Linked DNA regions of Homo sapiens: regions 1 and 2 are each linked to region 3. The links are chromatin contacts, found by Hi-C or POLR2A ChIA-PET in ENCODE. All regions are on one chromosome and are shown on one strand. The core of a region is the stretch at or near the end of the contact, and the rest is flanking DNA. Distances in the headings are between cores, read along the strand shown. Region 1 overlaps LOC101929727 (a long non-coding RNA gene). Region 2 holds the start of ATAD1 (ATPase family AAA domain containing 1). Region 3 has its middle 200 kb from the start of PTEN.

The links. Hi-C counts contacts between places; a loop is a spot of excess contacts on that map. ChIA-PET counts read pairs that join two places held with the same protein, here RNA polymerase II (POLR2A). Pooled maps may share reads with other maps.
Region 1: a map of naive thymus-derived CD4-positive, alpha-beta T cell shows a loop between it and region 3 (2.4-fold over the local background). The contact joins two enhancer-like sites. A Hi-C loop is called at or near these places in 1 of 168 maps with a recorded cell type or tissue (naive thymus-derived CD4-positive, alpha-beta T cell), 6 of 37 single-sample maps with no recorded cell type and 9 of 50 pooled maps. POLR2A ChIA-PET finds 5 or more read pairs at or near these places in 2 of 52 experiments (T-cell and activated CD4-positive, alpha-beta T cell).
Region 2: a loop to region 3 is called in a map of naive thymus-derived CD4-positive, alpha-beta T cell, with 4 times the contacts of the local background. The contact joins the promoter of ATAD1 here to the enhancer-like site in region 3. A Hi-C loop is called at or near these places in 1 of 168 maps with a recorded cell type or tissue (naive thymus-derived CD4-positive, alpha-beta T cell), 20 of 37 single-sample maps with no recorded cell type and 11 of 50 pooled maps. POLR2A ChIA-PET finds 5 or more read pairs at or near these places in 2 of 52 experiments (HEK293T and naive thymus-derived CD4-positive, alpha-beta T cell).

Annotation. Positions count from the first base shown.
Region 1 is chr10:88,192,926-88,196,714 of GRCh38, forward strand. All of the region lies in intron 1 of LOC101929727 (a long non-coding RNA gene), which reads left to right. It also overlaps a transcript of RNLS not described here. Among named protein-coding and RNA genes, the nearest start is that of PTEN, 330 kb to the left of the region's middle. Within about 2 kb of position 1,291, at least 3 of the 41 ENCODE cell types and tissues checked have a DNase peak (open chromatin) inside an H3K27ac peak, as active enhancers do.
Region 2 is chr10:87,815,745-87,820,068 of GRCh38, forward strand. It overlaps ATAD1 (ATPase family AAA domain containing 1), which reads right to left and starts at 2,482. Exons shown (of 10, transcript NM_001321967.2): 1 at 2,423-2,482. It also overlaps the pseudogene CFL1P1. RefSeq lists a silencer at 2,580-2,629.
Region 3 is chr10:88,063,294-88,067,165 of GRCh38, forward strand. No RefSeq gene overlaps it. Among named protein-coding and RNA genes, the nearest start is that of PTEN, 200 kb to the left of the region's middle. Within about 2 kb of position 1,363, at least 15 of the 41 ENCODE cell types and tissues checked have a DNase peak (open chromatin) inside an H3K27ac peak, as active enhancers do.

The sequences.
Region 1 (3,789 bases), core at 41-2,540, 130 kb after region 3:
ATTGACATGGAGTTAGCATGGCTGGCTGCCTTGGTGAAAGAGCATGGACAACTAACCTACCTCCACTCATTCCTGACATCGAAGTATAGTGCTGGCTTTGTGAATAAGGAGAGGTGATCTTTGTGCTCCTGAGGTTAATGAGAGCCAGGAGCCTGGAAAATCTGGAAATTCTCCTTACACTCTTCACAGGACCTGCAAACAATCACATCTCTTACCTGTCACCCACAACTTAATGGTCAACAGGCCTCTAGAGAGCCGAGTCTGCAGGTGGAAAATGGGAACTGAGAAGAAGGGGAAAGGTGCAGCTAGACCCACAGAGCGAGTGTGTGCCTGCATGCCTTATTGACTCGCCCGAGAACTGTTTAGAGCTACGGGGATTAGATTAGGAATCAGAATCTCCCAGGATCAAGGACCTGGGTGGTCCTTTGGCTCCCCACAGAACAGAGTGCGAACACATTAGCCAAGCAGTCAGAACCTTCCCAAACGGGGTCAATTTCACTTCTCTCCCTCACATACCAATGAAACCTTCCTCTTCACTCATCTGGGACCACTATCCCCACCCCACCACCACCCTGTACATTTCTGCCTCTGAATCTTTGCTTGAATAACTTTGTTTCCATGTCTTCTGTCAAAATCATACGTATTTTTTAAGAGCAAACTCAAGAAATATCACATATGCTTCCCTGATCCTTCCTCCCATGCCTACCTAGTCTCCCTCCATCGGGACAGCCAGGTTCCCCTCTCCTATTTACTGTAGTTTCATATGCTGCATTTTGAGTTCATCTTGCTCCACTTTACATTATGAGTTTTGGGGTACACATGATCTCCACTCAGAAAATAATTTATTTGAGGGCAAGGACTGTGCTGTTTTTATCTATGTCCCTGGCCACATCTTAATGAGTTTGTGCTACAACAAAATTAGCTAAAACCAATTATTTAGACACACTGACCCACTACAATGTGGTTTTCTTAGTGTCAAAATTCGACATGCATGTGTCTATTAAGAGCTATTTATTTCGCATTGGTCATCACTACTCCTCTTGGCTAATTGTTTTGCAAGCACAGGTGATTTTTCTTATTTTTCTAAGCTTACTAAATATGAAATCACGTCTACATGCCTAATAATGGCATTCAAGACTCTCACCATCTGGGCTCAATATATCTTTTGGGCATGTGGAAATGGGGTGTAAACTCTCCAAATTCTCTTCAAAGAACAGCTGGGCCTAAAGCAGGATTTCTCAACCTCAGCCTGGTTGACACTTTGTGCTGGAGAAGGCTTTGTTGTGGAGGGGTGTACTCTGCATGACAGGATGTTTAGCAGCAACGCTGTCTCCACCCACCAGATGCAAGTAGCGTTCCTCACTGTCCCCCCTCATGCTGAGATTGTGATAGCCAAAAATGTCTCCAGATACTGTTAAATGTAGAGAGCAAAATTGCTCCTGGTTCAAAAGCACTGGTCTAGAGGTCTCCCATATTTTCCTCTGAGTCCTGGGACAAAGTGGCTCAAGCCTCCTTCTCTGATGACTCAGGTGATATCTCTCTCATCTTGGGCCAATCACAAATGAATATAGCCAGGGAGAGGCAAGTGCTTTCTGAAAAGCAAGAATAGGTCATGCTTTGTCATTCACTGGTAGAGTCAGAAGTAAGCCATAATACAAATGACTAAGAGTCAACCAAAGACAATCAGAAAGGTAATTAGACCAGTGATGTTCAAAGTCTTGTTTGTAAACCACATCTTCTGGAGAAATGATTAAAAATGGAAATTTTGCGGGTTATTATCTAGGTCTACTGTATTGAAATCTGGATTTTTAACAAACTCCCAAGGGGATTCTTATGCATCCAAGAGTATGAGAACCACTGTATTCAATAGCAATGCTTATTTACTTATCTTCAAAAATTGTTTATTTTGAAATAACCAGGGGCAGAATACTAAATAGTACAAAAAGAGGAACTAGGCTTTCATATAATAAAAAGTACTGTATCTTAACTTTGTTTTCTTTTTTAGCTTAAGTGCTTCCTAAAGACTAACACAATCCATATGTTCATGGAAAACAAAAATCCCCACCAGAATATGAGGTTGGTCAGGCATACTCGAGTGAGTCTGTCAAGCCCTAAGACCTGGTGGGTGTTGGATCCAAATTCCCTCTTCAACACAGTGTAAGCATCCAATGCATTCATCATCCCCTTTTCAAAATGCTTGGTCTGTGCGTCTTCTTTTTCCTGACCCTGAATGAGATATTTTTGAGACTTAAAAGGAAAAGTAAAAAGGAAAGCCAGCTTAGATAAGGTGCTCTTTGGCAAAAGAATAGGATAAAATGCATTGTAATTGCTTCTAAATTAGTTACCTTATCTGATTTGGGTCTGTCTTTTTATAAGCAAAGCTCAAAACACTTAACCCCTAGTTGTCCAGTTGTAGTGCAACTAAAGCCACTAAAGCTCTGAACCTAGTGAGTGGATAGACAATACTGCTTTTTGTGCAGAGAACATAATTTCACACCCCCCTCCTTTGCTACCCTCCATTGCCTGGCAACAATGCTGGGCACACCATGGGAGATCTGTAACTACTTGCTGAATGGAAGGAAGGGCTGAACAACCCTGTAGACCCTGTAGTTTGGGGTAAGAAGACATCTGGATGCTGACCTGTACACCAAGCTACATGAAGAATTTCCCCATAGTTCATTAGAGAGTGGGAGCAAGAGGGTACCCAGATGCCACACAGACCCCAAGAAAGAGCTCATCAAGTTTCCTTGCCTCTTGGGAACTGAAATAGTTAGCACTGTGGAGCTTGCCTAAATAGAATAGAAAAGAAAATGATACCAGGGAGATTTCTGCTGAAAAGACAGACCTATCCAGTTTTTCATTGGAACCATCTCCCTGATTCAAAAACAGCCCCATCATTAGAACTGCTGGACCAACTCAACAAAATGTAAATACAGCTCTATCCAGTAATGTGACATTGCTAGAGGCATTCCCTGGCTTTCTGTAATAAAATATGACCTGAGTCCTTTCCAATTTATGTTTCTAGGGTCTTTTGTCTTTTTGTTTAATTAGGATACTTGTTCCTATTTGTCATGCAGTTAGGATGGCGTCTGTGTTTACAGATTACAGAGGTGTAGATAAAATGGGGACTCTGAGACCCAAGTGCAAAGGTTTGCATTTTTCACAGAAATTTTCCAAATGCTACTTTTATAGATGGTTGAAATTTGAGACTTGAGGGATCTCTCTTTTTAGTCAGGCTTGCCTAATATTTTGGCATCCTACAATTTCGTATACTTTGTAAGGAAAAAGAAGGGGAAAGTGGGAGGGTGGGAGGGTTTGTCTTTAATTGTCTTCTTTGTTAGAGAAATGAGATGTGGTGTTTTATTCATAGGCAAAGCCCTTTCTGGCAAATCGTTTGAAAGTCAGTGGGATTGTATAGATCCTCTCTATCTATTCTATTCCCTCTACATTAGCCATTCCTTTCCAAATCAGAAAATGTCTTTGGTAGATGGAATTATTGACCTCATGCTTCAGCTGTTTTTGGGTCCACACCCTTTGCCATGTGATATTGCAGTCCCTCCCACAAAAGGCAGAGTCAATTTTTCCACTGGCTGTGACTTGCTTTGGTCAATGCAGTGTGGATGGCTGTGACCATGTACCAGTTCTGCACTTGGACTATAAGAGGCATCATTTCTCTCTCAGTTATCTGCTTCCCCTCAGCTTGAAGCCTAGAGGAATACATAAAGAACCCATAGCATGGGGCTAGGTGTAGCCAGACTTATAGCTTGAGGTAGAGCCACCTAGCTGAGC
Region 2 (4,324 bases), core at 1,232-3,731, 250 kb before region 3:
ACTCCTTCTCTCTAATCAAAAGACCCCAAAGTATTTCCTTTATACGTTTCCCAAGCATTCAAAACTATTCTAATCTAGAATCTAGCTCCAGAGTCAATTGTAAGCATTTTCTCTTTCACCTCTTTTCAAAGGGACTCTATAAATAGCTGGAGTCACTACCATCTGAAAATCCCACATATATTTTCCCTTCAGCGTATCTGTCTAGTATCCTGCATGGGCCATTTACCCTCATTCACCTAGGATTAGTCAAATTCTATCCTAACTTCAAAAATCAACTTTATTTGCTCCATAAAGCCTTTCAAATCACATGAATCTTCGTATTATTCATTTCGCCCTATTACACTATCTTAAAAAAGTCTTGCTTTTGAGATATCTACTCGACTAGAGTTTAAATCCTTATAAACAAGATGTATATCTTATCTACCTTTATAACTGTCACACACAAAACAGACGTTTATAATTGCCACACACAAAACAGAGGCTATTCAAAAATTATGTTCAACAGATAAATTGTAACTGAAGGAAATCTCCCATTCAATCATTGCAACAGTCACTTCTGAAGGATTTCCAAAAGGTTCCACATTTCTCCACTAGGAGCCATTCACTTCACAATAATTAGATTTAATTTAAACTTAACAACTAAATAATTGAAAGCCTTCATTTTGGAGGAAGAAACTTTGGCCTAGGGATGGTAAATGATTTAATTCATTCAATTTGCATTTACTGAACATCTATATATGACGCCCACTATATATTGGATATACAATAATTGTTAAGATATCACCACTTCATTCAAAGAACACACTGTCCGGCTATTATATTAATTATAAAGAAAGCAAAAGAAGCCAAAAAGGAGAAGGCACCTAACTGAAATCTCTCTTCATGGAACAAACCAAAGTGTGCTATCTTCCATCAGCATGGATTCCAAAAAAAACGGGTTACACAATATTTCACTTCTCATAGGAAGTAAAAAACTGACTTTTCTAGTCTTTATTCCACAAAGTTGAAAATGCAGTTGAAACGTGTTATATCACTACGTGGGGTATACTCACAGAGGAAAATAATTTAGACAAGATAAGGGTTTTATTAACCTAATCTGTGAAAAGCGGTGGCATTCCAGTAAAACGTTTTCGTTTTAGAGTTGGTAGTGATAAAACTACCAACCAAGTCATCTACTGGATATTCATTGAACTACATGAACAAATTAGGGCTGTTATGAACACATCCCAGTCATCAAGATAGTAACAACTTTTAATCCCATAAAAGGTCAACACACAAAACCCGTTTATATCCTTCCCAATTCTGAAATTTTTAATGTAATAAAGACTTAGGTCTACTAAGGCCACTTGTAAAATAGTAGTCTACCTTTTTAAATTACTTCAAAATCCTTCAATGAAACTGAAACTTGTTTTGTAGACTGTAACTATATATACTTTATTGTACACTCATGTATCATTCATTTGGTATTGATATACCTAAAATGTAAGGCTGTTACAGCAGCAATACCATCACCAGCGAACATACAATAAAAGCTGCATGCGCATACAACAGCAGGGAGCGTATTTCAATCCTGTATAAACATTAGGTTCAACAAAATGAATACACAAATATGTACATATACGATGATAGTGCTGTATGCAACTAAGAAACATCCTAAAACACTATAACCTAGAGTTATTTGTTAGGCAAATATGGTATCAGGTCGTTTCATTTTAAGTTCTCCATTTCCGAGTGGAAAACCGTGAAATCGTACTACCTCATCTATGAGCAATTTATTGACATGTATAGCATTCATAGCATAGCATTCACTGTAGTATTTCTCTCCTAATTCATTGCAGTATTTCACAAATCGTTTCTCAAACTCAAAAGTCCCAGTTTTGCAGGCATAAAGGCCCTACGAATACAGCCTATGACAATGAAGGCCTGCCAATCTTCACAAAGAGGGCAGGTTATTATTAACATCACCATCTTTTGTGAAAGCGTGCCCGGCCCTGAAGAACCACCTTCGATTTTGCACAAGGTGGTGGCCGCGCCTGTGCGACAATCAGACCTGGTTCATTCCAGCCGCCTTCGTCTAGGTTCGCCTGGTTCTGAAGTCTTCCGGGACGACCTCAAACCCCCACAGTGACCAGGATGCCGACAAAGATTCCCTCGGGAATGGCACGAGTCTTGGGGAAGAGCTAAGCAGACCCTAAGGGCCCAGGCCGGGCCGGACGCCAAGGCGAGGCCCGGGACGCCCTTGGAGGTTAATCCTCTAGATACTAAGGGCTGCGGGGCGCTTGGGGGCGGCACTGAGGTAGGGCGTGGGAGAAGACCGGGGTGACCTTTCCTCCGGGGGTTCCCAGGTCCGAGACGGTCCTTAAAGGACCTCAGAAGGATACGACAACCATCCCATGAGGCCCCACGGGAACCAGCTACTCACCCAGGGGCAGAAACAGCAAGAGCAAGTGCCCTCAGCCGGCCTCACACAGGAAGGAAACGCAACCTGGGAGAGAACGCTTCCGGCGGGAGGCGCGGCGCACTCCCTCCCACGGAGCATGCGCGACCCGCGGTCGCCGGCGCGGAGGGGGCGTGCTCCCAGGCTTAGAAACAGTGAGGGAGAGCAAATTCGCGCACCTGATGTCTGCTTAAGCTACCTGCTAGACTGAGACTTTCTGCGAAGCCGGCGTGTCTGCGAGCAGCACTCGCTAAGGCTCTGCGTTTAACAGACACTACCTTTGGGAAGGCGCTTATCACAAAAAGTCCCTGCCCTTCTCGCGGGCTCGGGGCGCAACCCTGACAAATCGGGCAGCCTTCTTGAGAGTGCAGAAATGCTCTGCGTACCCAGCAAATACATTCTCTCCTTCCCACCACTCTGTGCAAACCCTCACGCCGCGGCTTTGTGTCTGTACTTTAGCCAAAACGCAGAAGCTTATGGCCACCCTCCACTCCTCACCCCTCATCCCTCACCACCTGCCTTTCAATTCTCGGGTGAGCTCACCCTTCTCCCCCATCTCTGTGCTGACAAACACCTCGGGGTGGCGCCTGACAATCTTTCCGCGAAAAGATTTAGCAGCCCACGCCACCAGACTCGGTAGTTAGGACGGAATAGGGCATCTGGTAACAGATTTTGCATTTTGGTGATTTCCCTTTTTCTTTCACCCCTTTTCCTTTCCAGAACGAGCGACGTGACACAAGAGGTCCCAAGGGAGCAAACCTGAAAGCCAGAGCCTCCTGAATACACAAACTGCCGGTGGGCCAGATGACATTAGACACTCCTGAGATACGAGAAGCATCACTTCCTTCAGACAGAGTCGGTGAGACTATGATGTAATGAGAGTTCTCCCTGTGTTCCTCAGGAAGGCAGCTTGTGCCTTTCTACTTGAGGCATCATCTTTGATGGCTAAAGAATTCTGCAGCTTGGCCAGCGCGGTGGCTTACGCCTGTAATCCCAACACTTTGGGAGGCCGAAGCGAGAGGATCACTTGAGGTCAGGAATTCGAGACCAGCCTGGACAACATAATGAGAAATCGTCTCTACAAAAAAAAAAAAAAAAAAAAAAAAAAAACCACCTAAAAATTAGCTGGATTTGGTGGCGCATGTCTGTAGTCCCAGCTACTTGGGAGGCTGAGGTGGGAGAATCGCTTGAGCGTGGGAGATCACGGCTGCAGTGATCAAGCCACTCCACTCCAGCCTGGGCGACAGAGCAAGCCCCTGTCTCAATAATAATAACAATTTTGCAGCCTGATTGTTAACGAATGTTACTAGTTACAAACTTGTAATAATGTGGTGAAGATAATACCTAGTTAATGTCTGCTGGGGTGGGGCAATAAGCTTCTATGTGCTTTACATGCATAACCTAAATATCTCCCCCAAAATCCTCTAAAATAGCTATCATTTTCTCCGTTTTTACAAATGAGCAAATTTTAAAGCTTAAACCTTAGAGAAACTTTTCTAAGTTCATATACTTGGGAAATAAAGGCAACAATTTCATTGGAACATAGGTCTGTCTAATTCATACCTTGTACTTTACGTTTTCTCTTTGAGATGGTAATTTAATACCAGCTAAACTTTAAAATCTAGTTGAAAGTAAGACCATGAAATGCCAAAATCACAAGGCTTTAAAGGATGGGATGAAAGGGATGCATGAATGTTGAAAACTATGATTAAGTTCATGGACAGGAATCAGAATGGAATTGAATACACCCGTGCCTGTTTAGTATTTAAGGCTTTATATACGTGCATGCCTACATTCCTAATTTAAAAAAAAAATGGATGTGAAGCTAGGTTTGGGATTACTAGACTATTTAGAGAGATAGACCTTTGAGAAGAACGGAAAGATTAT
Region 3 (3,872 bases), core at 113-2,612:
GGGCTAGCCCCTCTGGGTGAAGAAGCTTTCAGGAAAGTGACTGTTACTACTCAGCTAACAATGTAGTGCTGAGCACTTTGCAGGACCGAGCTCACGAAAGTCTCACACAAGTCCTAGGAGGAAGGTGCTATTATTATCTCCAGTATACAGATGAGAGAACTAAGGCTTGAGAAGGCCATGAAACTTGGCCCAAGCTCACACAACTAGTCAAGTGTCAGAGCCCTCAGCTCTCTCTGCCTTCTGATTTAGAGATTTTAATTAGTGCAAGTTCAATATCTAAACTCTAGGAAGTTGCTAAGTATTTGGGGTAGAACCACATGATTCAGGTGATGATCAGTGTATGACACTTTACTATGACAGGCCAAAGAATTGAGTAAGTAGCATTTAAAGTTTTTACTGAATGGGATTAATGTCTTGTTCCAGGAAGGATTGAAGGCAGCTGATATAAACTGGGCAATATGTGAGTAGGTAGAGATGGTGAGCTCCAGAGGAATTTGGGATGATTCTCAGAGGAGGGACTCTGGTTGGGCCTTGAAGGATGAGTGGGAATTAGGTAAGTAAAGAACATTTCAGATTTGGGGAATCAGAATCAACTCTCTTTTAGGAGGCTTGCATTTGAAGCTACTCCATGAAAATGTTCTAAGTACACACAGTGACCTTTCTTGGGCTATGCTCCTACACTTGCTGAGCTCTTATATTCTTGAGAGATGTTTTATCAGCCTAAGCATGCAAAGAAACATGTGACCTGTGAAGTAATCCTTCACCAAGAGCACGTGCCAAAGCTGGTCAATATTGGGCCAGAAATTCTCCCCATCCCACCCCACCCTGCCCTGTCATTAACCAATTCTCCCCACATCCTAGTGTCACTAGTCTTTTCATGGTTCTGAAAACATGTTATTGCTTAAGTGCATTTCTCTACCATACTTTACAGACATTATCACTAGTCCTCACAACTGCTCTAATAAGGTAAATGACATTAGGCCCATTTTACAGTGGAGGAAACTGAGACTGAGAGGTGTTAAGAACTTTGCCCAAGTCATACAACTTCTTGGTGGTGGAAGCAACTAATTCATGGAAGAAACAGATCTGATGCCAAAGCCCGTGTTCTCTCTACTCTACCACATACTCTCCTTAGAACCGAATGAAGACTCCCCAGGCAGTTTTTGCTAGTATTCTGGATTTGTTTAAAAATCCTCGTAAGATGTTAACAACTTTAAGTCCTGTGGTGGTATGGGGGACCTGAACACCTGGGTGCATTTTCTTTTATTTACTCTAACAGGGACACAGACCTCTGGCTTCTTTCATAGAAACCCCCCTTTTTGAAATGTCTCTGTTTTGTTCATTCAGGAGAACAGATCAGCATCTCTCATGCAAGGCCTGGCTCTGTGCCCATCTCACTTTTGCAATGAATTTAGCAACATCTGCTTTGCCCATTAAAGTGATTTTTCTCTTCCTGGCCCTGAGCCTGTATGCTTGCTGCAATTGATTACTAGCAATTTCCTTCCCAAACCAGAGAGTTCAGTGAACTCTAAATTGAATTGTTGCTCACTGGTCTCCTTTGGACCAATTGCATATGGCTTACGTGCAAAATGGTCAAGCCACTCAGTTCCCGAATCTATAGGCTGATGATTCTGGTTAAACGTGGGAGAGGACCTGATGAGTGACATTTCCCATTTTTGCACACAGTGGCCTAGGACTGTGGTCACTTCTGTGTTTCTCAATTTCAGGTGGGGGGAGGGGATGAAGCCACCTTGCTTACAGCAAGGCTGTTGAAGTACACACCCTCTTTCCTTTCAGTCATATTGCAGCACCAATGGCCTCAGATGTAGTTGCCTGGAAACCTTGTTTCAGAGACATCTGAGAAACATATATCTAGCTCCAGAAGTGGCTTAGAAAGACCTCAGGAAGATGCATATCACTGTACTCTTTTGAAGGCAGCAGTGGGTCCCTTTAAGTGGTTCAGGCAGCTTTTTAAGATAAAGCAACGCCCAAAGTGATGCTGAGCCTGTATACCTGGCCTGCTGCTCCATCTTGATTGGCGGATATCTAGTTATCCTTTGAGATGTAGTCTGAGTGTTACCTCTCAGGGAGTCTGCCCATGTCTCACTCAGCCCTGTATTCCCAATATCTAGCACAGTGAGTACATGTAGTGCACCCTCAGTGAAAGGACAAATGAGTGAAGGATGCTGCTCTTCTCGTGAGAAGATTTTAAACTGGTACTTTGCTCTGAGCTGTCCTTGAAGTGTCTCTCCTTCCCCACAGCCATGATAGCTTTACACAGGGACAGTGAGGAGTTGTTGGTTATTTAGAGAAGTGAAAGTCAGGAGTCTCCTCTGCCACATAGTCCTAAAAAAAAAAAACAACAAAAAACCCAAAACAAAGGAACTTATTACTGACCAAATTACTTCCATATATCAGGGAGGTTAATTTAAAGCTAGGAATCTATAAATAAGAAAAAGGTAGCATAAATGACTAACATCAAATAGTATTGACAATTGCTGGAAATCATTTGAGTCATTGCACATTCTGTCTCTTTGAGCAGACATTCCCCGTTTCCACCACAATTGCTGACTGCATACCTACCAGTATCAGCAGCCACTTCTGAAATGATTATCGCAGACGAGACTGCAAATATCCTATTCTTGCAGAACTCTGTCACAAACATCTTTAGCATCGAGCTTGGGGCTTTCTGCCTTTATTTCTGGAAGAGATCTCATTTATAGTATTACTATAGTGGAAAAAGATGAGAAAAAGCAGAGTATTCCGAAAAGCATGGCTCAGCTTGAAACTATGCGATCCATACCTCTTAACCAATGGGAGCTGCAACTCCAAAGTGTTTAGGGAGTCCTAGGGTTTTTAGCTTCTAGAAAGGCCTTAGGTCTTTATTTCTTCATTTAATCCCTGCACATTGGCAGGTGGCCCCTGTAGACCTACAGAGGAAATGGGCTAGTGAACTTCAAGGGAAACTTAGCTGGGCTTCATATGGCGATATGAAGTTAGGGAAAAGACATTCAGCATTTTTTTTCTAGCTTTGAGAACCTAACAGGAAAAAGGCTGGGGAAATATTCCAATTGTCTACTCTTGGACTTTACTATCCGTTTATCAGATGCAATTAAACTGGGTATCTTTCCTTTCTCCAGTCCCTGGCAGTAGAGAGGAAAGACCTCAGCCCCCCATGTAATGAAAGGAGATGGTCTGTGCTTAGTCATGCTGTTTCAGTTCTGCTGCCTGTCACCCTGGTAGCTGGGATTAAAATACATCCTTCCCCTTTCCAGAGTTTCTTGCTCAAACTGAACAGGACTTTTCCAAGAGAAATGGATCACTCTAAGGTTCAACTCCTCAGGCCCAGGCTCCGTCCAAAATTCCAGGTTGAACAAATCATTAAGGATAGGTATATGTTACAATCTACCCAGCGCTAACTAAACCTCCTCCACCATCAGATCGCCACCACTGCCATCAAAATGGCAGTTCACATAAAATTAATGCTGATCATGTGCCAGACGCTGCATAAGCACTTAACATATGCGATTTCATATGTGATCATCAGACAGCTCCATAAGGTAGGTTTTATAATCACTTTATACAAATAGAGAAACTGAAGGTCTTAAAATTTAATTTTTTTTTTTTAGGCAACAAGTGTTCATTGAGAGTGTGGGGCATGGTGCGAAATTCTGGGGACAGCACAGTCCCCCTGGGCTCTCAGTGAAAGCACATTGAAACTCGTGTGCTGCAACAGGTTACAGAGGAAGTCTTTGAGCGCTTCATGTGTAGCGGGTTTAATTCTTCTTTTTTCTTGATTTTCACACGCCCCTGCACTTCCTGCTCTTTCCTGGGCCTGGAAGCGGAAGTACTGAAATACTGAGACAAACTGT